2 separate regions of the Homo sapiens genome follow, and region 1 is linked to region 2. A link is a contact called in ENCODE Hi-C data. All regions are on one chromosome and are shown on one strand. The core of a region is the stretch at or near the end of the contact, and the rest is flanking DNA. Distances in the headings are between cores, read along the strand shown.

The links. A loop is a pair of places that touch in the nucleus more often than their neighbours do. Pooled maps may share reads with other maps.
Region 1: a pooled map shows a loop between it and region 2 (5-fold over the local background). The contact joins the promoter of TWF1 here to the promoter of SLC2A13 in region 2. A Hi-C loop is called at or near these places in 6 of 50 pooled maps.

Annotation. Positions count from the first base shown.
Region 1 is chr12:43,804,374-43,807,948 of GRCh38, reverse strand. TWF1 (twinfilin actin binding protein 1) reads left to right here and starts at 1,632. Exons shown (of 9, transcript NM_002822.5): 1 at 1,632-1,728; 2 at 3,377-3,454. The coding sequence starts at 1,704. It also overlaps a transcript of TMEM117 not described here. RefSeq lists a silencer at 1,457-1,936.
Region 2 is chr12:40,104,812-40,108,483 of GRCh38, reverse strand. It overlaps SLC2A13 (solute carrier family 2 member 13), which reads left to right and starts at 2,403. Exons shown (of 10, transcript NM_052885.4): 1 at 2,403-3,231. The coding sequence starts at 2,676. RefSeq lists silencers at 739-868, 2,250-2,499, 2,520-2,779, 2,800-2,869, 2,880-2,969 and an enhancer at 1,080-1,249.

The sequences.
Region 1 (3,575 bases), core at 383-2,882, 3.7 Mb before region 2:
TGTAAACTGTAAACTACCATACAAATCTAAGGTATTATTCTCATGACAGCTCTGGCAAATGTTCACTAAATGGAGACACAATAGATGAAGAAAAGTGGGAAAATATTTGTGGCTAGAGCAGAGCAAGGTACCCAAGACGCTTGCAGCTTTTAAGTCAAACTATTGTACTGGCAGTAAATAAGCACTTTCTGGTGGCTGTCAGGGTGGTCCCAACCTAACTAGACATTCCTCTTCTTCAGGACTGAGAATACAGTGGCCTTTCCCAAGCACGAATATGGAAGGATTATATTTTGCTCAACTATACTTTTGAGCAACGCCAACTTCCTTAAGCAATTTCCCCGAAGCACTAGGACATGAATCAGTCAAAATACTGCAAGTCAACTCTGCAATTTTCTCTCTGCTCAGCAATGTAGTCAAAAACTGGTAAATCAGGGTGAACCATTGTGTCAGGAAGAATTTGATTAGAATGAAACTCCTCCCTACATTTCTTAAATCCATACAAGTCATAAAACTCAGATTTAGTTTATTCCTGAATATGAGAATATGTCTGAAAAACAGAGCTCAGATAACAGGCAATAGAACATAACCTTGTTTGCTGTGATTCTTGTAAAGAAAAACAATTGCAGGCCTGTTCATCACTCATGAAAAATACATCGTATAGTACTGGAACAGTGATTAACTTGCACTTATATTATTGACCTGAATAAATTATTTCTTCATTAGCAGATTATAATTTTGTGTATGTGTCACTTCAAGGCCCTAAAAATAAGAACTAGCTTCCCACCTAGTAGCAGTAGAGAAGCAGTACCAAAAAAAAACCAAACCCCCCACAAAACTAACATTACCTTTCAGGAAGGAACTACATGTTTGTAAAAGCAGGAAAGGAAAAGATTTTTAAGTAATATCTGCTGCTACCTTACAAATCTGTCCAAGTGAATTTTGAATAATTACTGGATTAAATAATAAACTGCCAACCTAAAGCAGAGCAGGATTTGCAATGGTATAATCGACCACAGAGGGATACTCAAATCAGCTAATCTCTTAGTGGCTGTCTCTTTCCGGAGTGAAGAGAAAGATACACTGAGTCTCTAAATGTGTCCAGCTGAAAAGAAAAGTTAACAGTCTGAGATTAACTTAATTTAAAATCGTGGAAAAATTTGATGAGAGGCAGTCTATATTAATTCTTTCAAAACAATGGAGCAAGGAGAAGGCTTTTCTACACTAAACGGTATCGATTATAGGAAGAGTAAACCAAGAAAAATAATGTGCACATCTTTTTTAAGCTGGAAAATGCCTATTTGGTAAAATGATCACTTCCGTTTTTGAGCACCCCTTTGCTGAGGCAGCGAATGGCGGCGTCGGCGGGGTTGTCAGAGAGCAGACGTCGGAGCACTGAGCAGTCTAGATTCTGCGGCATGTCCCCCCCGGAAGAAGCGGGAGAGGCGGCGGCAAGAGCAGAAGCAGGACCCCAAGCAGAGAACTAGGATAGCGAGGCCGGGGGCTGGACCGCAGCCCGGCGGCCAGGAAGGGCGGCGGGGCGGCGGGGACGCTCGGGCACTCAGTCAACCTCACGGGGCGGGGCGGCCGCGGGTCGCGGGCGGATGACGCGCCGGGGCCGGCGGAGGAGCAGCCACTTCCTGGGGCCGCCGGCCGGGGCCGCTGGCTGCACTCAGCGCCGGAGCCGGGAGCTAGCGGCCGCCGCCATGTCCCACCAGACCGGCATCCAAGGTAACAGCGCCCGGCGCGACTCGCAGGGAAGGGGCTTCCGGGAGAGCCGGGAGAGCCGGGAGGGCTGCAGGACCGGCAGGGCTGGAGTCGGGCCGGGAGCTCCGGAAGTCGGTCTCGCGGGGCGAGCCGGGCCTCGGCGCCTCTCCGCGCTCCTGCTTCCCGGGCGCTGCCGGCCTGCGTCCTCCTCCAGCCCGGTCCCTGCTGCCGTCACGTTGCAGATTGATCCGAAATTCGGGGGAGCGAAGGAAATTGGCTTTCGAGGCGGCCTGGTTGAAGGGGGCGTGCCTTCCACCGTCCCCGACAGTCGCCCAACTTTCCCCCTTTTGGTCACGTAGGGAAGAGCTGGGACAGTGGAGGCGACTGGGGCTTCAGTACGCTGTCGAGAACCAGGCGAGTTTTCTTTTTCATGGTCCAAAGGAGAATATTACAGGACTTTGATTACAAAAAGAACCATGCCAGAATCTTTCTCACATCAGTAGGGGTGCTTCCCAAAACTCTCCCGCATTTTCTCTCCAAATAGGAAAATGAGAGTTATGTTCTGAGAAATCTCGAGTGTAAGCGTGTGTTTTGATCTTTTTCCTAGATACTCCCCAAGGGAAACTGATCTGTATGGTTGCATGTAATGCGTGCAGACAGTTCAATATGCAGTTATATCTGACCTCCATTATTTCCTGGTTTGAAATTGGGCAGCCTGCAGGTACTCACCTCATCAAGAGTCAAATAATATATCCCCGGGTTACTCGCGATCACTTAACGAGTTCTAGTGTAAACTCAAGCTCTTACTGTTAATAGCGAGTCTTTCTCCCAGATGAACACTTAATTGTATGTTTTATTCGTAAAGATTTTTGACACCACCGCACACATCCCCCTGCACGCACGCAGAAGCAAAATAGTCTCAAATCTGAAAACTTTGTTTTATTTATCCGCATTAATTTCGATATATAAATATGTAGTTATTGACTCTCATGCTTGAGCCTTATAGCAAGCACTACCTACTTACATAGTGGTTCTTGCTGCTAATAGACAACACAGGAACGAAATTAGAACGAAATTGAAGCTTTAATAGGAACACAAGGGTTAGTTATTAAATACATATTTATTCAATGAGTTTAATCTAGCTTTTGAGAAATGCAAGTTAGAAAAATATAACCAGAGTTAAGACTGAATGCATTTTATTGTCTTTTTCTTTAAACAAGTTAGGATATTTGATATATACTGTTGTTTTTAACGGGAAAATACAGAAAGTGAATTGATGAAGGAGTGTCTGTCATAAGCTTGAAACTGAATTAGAGAATGAAAGCAGGTTTTCAATATTTTTCAAAAGAGCAAGAAAAGTTTTTCAAAATTGTAATTTGCTCATTATTGGGTTTGAGTAACTTCAGTATATTCACCCCAGTGTTATTTCTGCACAGAATTATGTAGCTAAAACAGATTAGAATTATTAACATACTTTTAAAATGCTAATATTTATATTTCTTAATTGTATACAGTCTTCGTTATTTTATGCGGTAAAGTTTTATAATACTGATAATAAGGATGCTACATGCTCCAGATTTTTTCTTTGTATTCTAATTAACTTTTCCAATATAGATAGGAAAGTATTTATATGTAAGTATAAAAAGTTTACTTTCTTTATCTTTTTCCACAGCAAGTGAAGATGTTAAAGAGATCTTTGCCAGAGCCAGAAATGGAAAGTACAGACTTCTGAAAATATCTATTGAAAATGGTTAGTTAAATATTTTAAAATATTTTCTGTTCCTGGATTAGTGGCTGTTGTATTTTTAAACTTACTGTGTGTTGTCAGTGATTTGAACTATTAATTAATATGAAGCAAGTTCAAATCTTAC
Region 2 (3,672 bases), core at 1,154-3,653:
TTTACGGTAAAACAATGGTGGTGTTGACATTCATCTCTTTTGATTCTCAGCCCATGGGTTTTCCAGTTCATCATAAACCGCAGCTGGGGCCGACTTTGGGGAACTCCATATTAGACTCACGCGCTGATGCTAAGTTGAACTGGACTCCCTCTCAAGGCTGAGACGAATTCTGTTTAACTCTCCGAAGCTTTTTTTTTTTTTTTGAGATGGAATCTCGCTCTGTCGCCCAGGCTGGATTGCAGTGGCACGATCTCGGCTCACTGCAACCTCCGCCTCCTGGGTTCAAGCAATACTCTGCCTCAGCCTCCCGAGTTGCTGGGATTACAGACGCGTGCCGCCATGCCCGGCTAACTTTTGTATTTTTAGTAGAGACAGGGTTTCACCACGTTGGCCAGGCTGGTCTTGAACTCCTGACCCCGTAATCCACCCGCCTCAGCCTCCCAAAGTGCTGTGATTACAGGCGTGAGCCACCGCGCCCGGCCTCCGATGCCTTTTTTTTCACGTCACATTTCTTTTAAAATGTAACCTGACCGCAGATACATAACTGTCCTAATACGGAACAGAATTTTTAAAGTAGTTTCTTGTTCTATGACCCCAAAGCTGAATTTCAAGCAAGGAATGCTCAGGAACCAAGATGTTCACTGCACCAGCTGAGACAAAAAGTAGTTTATTTTCATCTCAGCAAGAGGGAACTGTCAAAGAACCAGATGCTTCTCATCTGCGGAGCCCTTCTCTTCAGAAGCCGTGGGAATTGGCTCACCACCAGGGGGCGCAGTTTTACTATACCGTAGCATGCCGCGGAAAAGGCGCGCTCTCACCTGCAATATTGTCCGAGGTCTGAATATTAAAGAGTTCATTGCTGCAGATCTAAAGGCTCTCTCTGTTTAACTGATGCCTGGGAATGACGGTAGAGCCTTGCTTTAAAGCCAGACGATAACATTTAAATAGTTAAGCCGTCTGGCTTCATTAGTTTATTTTTCCTTGTTGCTGGCAAGGAAAGTACTATATTGTAGAGATAATCGTGACTGATAATCAAAACGAAAGCAGTTTTGACAAATTCTAATATAAGTTTTTACTGAAACAGGAATGACAAAATCCTTTTGTCTGAAAGGAAAAAAGTTATAGCTGCATGAAAAATAGGCCCCAGGCTAAGAAAGCTTTTGCTCAAATAAGGGAAATAAAAGAGCAGTGGAATTGTAGGAATAGAATCATATGATGCTTGACTTTTTGCCCTCAGCCTGAAGAATGAAAGCAAATTAGAGGCACAAAACATCTTTAGCAGTCCCAGCTGCTAGGAAGGCTGAGGCAGGAGAATCGCTTGAACCTGGGAGGCGGAGGCTGCAGTGTGCCGAGATAGCGCCACTGCACTCCAGCCTGGGCGACAGAGCGAGAATCTGTCTCAAAAACAAAACAAAACAAAACAAACTATCTTTAGCCCCTGATGCGCAACTGTATATTTTAAAAACATTTAAATTAAAGGGGGAAACAAACCCCAAATGAACCAACAACTGTTAATTCACTCAACAGTTTAAAAAATTGGTTGCAAATAACGTTATCTTTGCTTTGTTTCAAGTAAATGAGGCTGTTAAAACAGTGCCTCATGGAGGGCAACAGTGGGGATTCTCAGGAGAGAAGCTATCCTACCTTTTGGTTAGCATGTTGGGGCGGGGAAATGGAGACTGCCTGCCGAATCACAAATCAGGGTCTTGAGTTTTCTTTCTATTTCTGGGAATTACCCGTTACATGAGTGGAATGCATATATGTGAATTTTCTTTTACAGGTCGGGGATCCATGGAAGGAGGGTTTGGGATTCACCACAGAGATATGTTCTCTGTCCTCAAAGAATCAAATGTACCATTCCTTTAAAATAAGCATAAATTGAGGAGGGACTGGCGATGAGAGTGGAAACTAGCTATAGAAATGGGAGCATGCAGCCCTGAATTGCTCCAGAACAAACACATTTAATGCCAGGGAAGTAGACCACGCTGGGTAATGTCACAATACTATAAAAGGAAGGGTACTTGCTAGGTCCTATTCTAGGATATTTTTTCCAGCCCTCTCTCTAGGCTGCTGGAAGGACAGTGAGGCTGGTTTAGGTGCTCTCTCCCTCCTCTCCAAACACGGCAAACATTCTGGGTGGCTTCCCGTCTGGAAGCCTGTTGCCTGATGGCATCGCCACATTGGCTTGCTCCACCGCTGCAGCTCGGAAGGCAGGGTTAATTCCATACGGTTGCCAGAGCCCTAAATGAGGGAGCCTAGGTCAGAGGTCGCACCCACCGGGAGGGCGGGGTTTAGGGGTCCGGGGCGGGCTGAGCCTGGCCCCGCCCAAGGAGGGGGCGGGACGTTTCCCGGGCCCCGCCCCGCCGGCCCGGGGTTGCACGTGACCCGCGGTCCCGCCTCCCGCCCGCTCCGCAGCGCCAGCTCGGCAGGCGCGGGGCGTGAGTGTGGAGTGAGACCCGCCGGGCTCCAACTCCGCAGCGTCGGAGCGCGGCGGGCAGCAACTTTCTCCCCGGAGCGGCCGTGGCGGCGGCTGCTGCCGTGGCAGCCGGAGCGGAAGCCGGGAGGAAGAAAGCGGCGGCAGCGGCGGTTGCTCCCGCCGGCTCGGGCTGTCTAGCTCGCCGAGACTGCCGGCCCGCGGAGCCGCGTCCCCCCGGGCAGCCCCGGGCCCCTGCCCTATGTCCCGCAAGGCAAGCGAGAATGTGGAGTACACGCTGCGGAGCCTGAGCAGCCTGATGGGCGAGCGGCGCAGGAAGCAGCCGGAGCCGGACGCGGCGAGCGCGGCCGGGGAGTGCAGCCTCCTGGCTGCCGCCGAATCGAGCACCAGCCTGCAGAGCGCGGGCGCGGGCGGCGGCGGCGTCGGGGACCTGGAGCGCGCGGCGCGGCGGCAGTTCCAGCAGGACGAGACCCCCGCCTTCGTGTACGTGGTGGCCGTCTTCTCCGCGCTGGGCGGCTTCCTGTTTGGCTATGACACCGGGGTGGTGTCAGGGGCCATGCTGCTGCTCAAGCGGCAGCTCAGTCTGGACGCGCTGTGGCAGGAGCTGCTGGTGTCCAGCACGGTGGGGGCGGCTGCCGTCTCGGCGCTGGCCGGAGGCGCCCTCAACGGCGTCTTCGGCCGCCGCGCTGCCATCCTCCTGGCCAGTGCCCTCTTCACCGCCGGCTCCGCGGTGCTGGCTGCGGCCAACAACAAGGAGACACTGCTCGCCGGCCGCCTGGTCGTGGGACTCGGCATCGGTGAGTTCGGGCTCCGTGAAGGGCGCCCGGGATCCCATTGTCACCGCCCTTGACCCTGGGTGTTGCGTGCCTCTTGCCCATCGGGGTCCCCGTCTGGTCTCCCAGGGTCAGAGAATCCTCCACTTCTCTGGCCTCCAGAGCCCATCTGTTTGTTGGTCCAGCCTCCAAGGCTCTCCCGGGAGGTGGGAGGGTCGGGGGGGAGGGGGTGTCACTCTAGTCTCCCTCGAGCGCACGTGGAATCTTTGATAGGCCACGGACCAGTCAGTCCAAGTGGTTGTTGCCTCTCAGCACTTCCAGAAACCTAGCTGAGCACCAGCTCTTTCCTTGATCCAGCCTAACCTGATGCTGCTTCTTGAGCTTACGAGGGTCTCTGCTTTCCTGCACTGTCCCACCTTGCCTCTCCACTGCTAGCCCCTTTCGTTTTCTGGGGCTCCCAGCCTG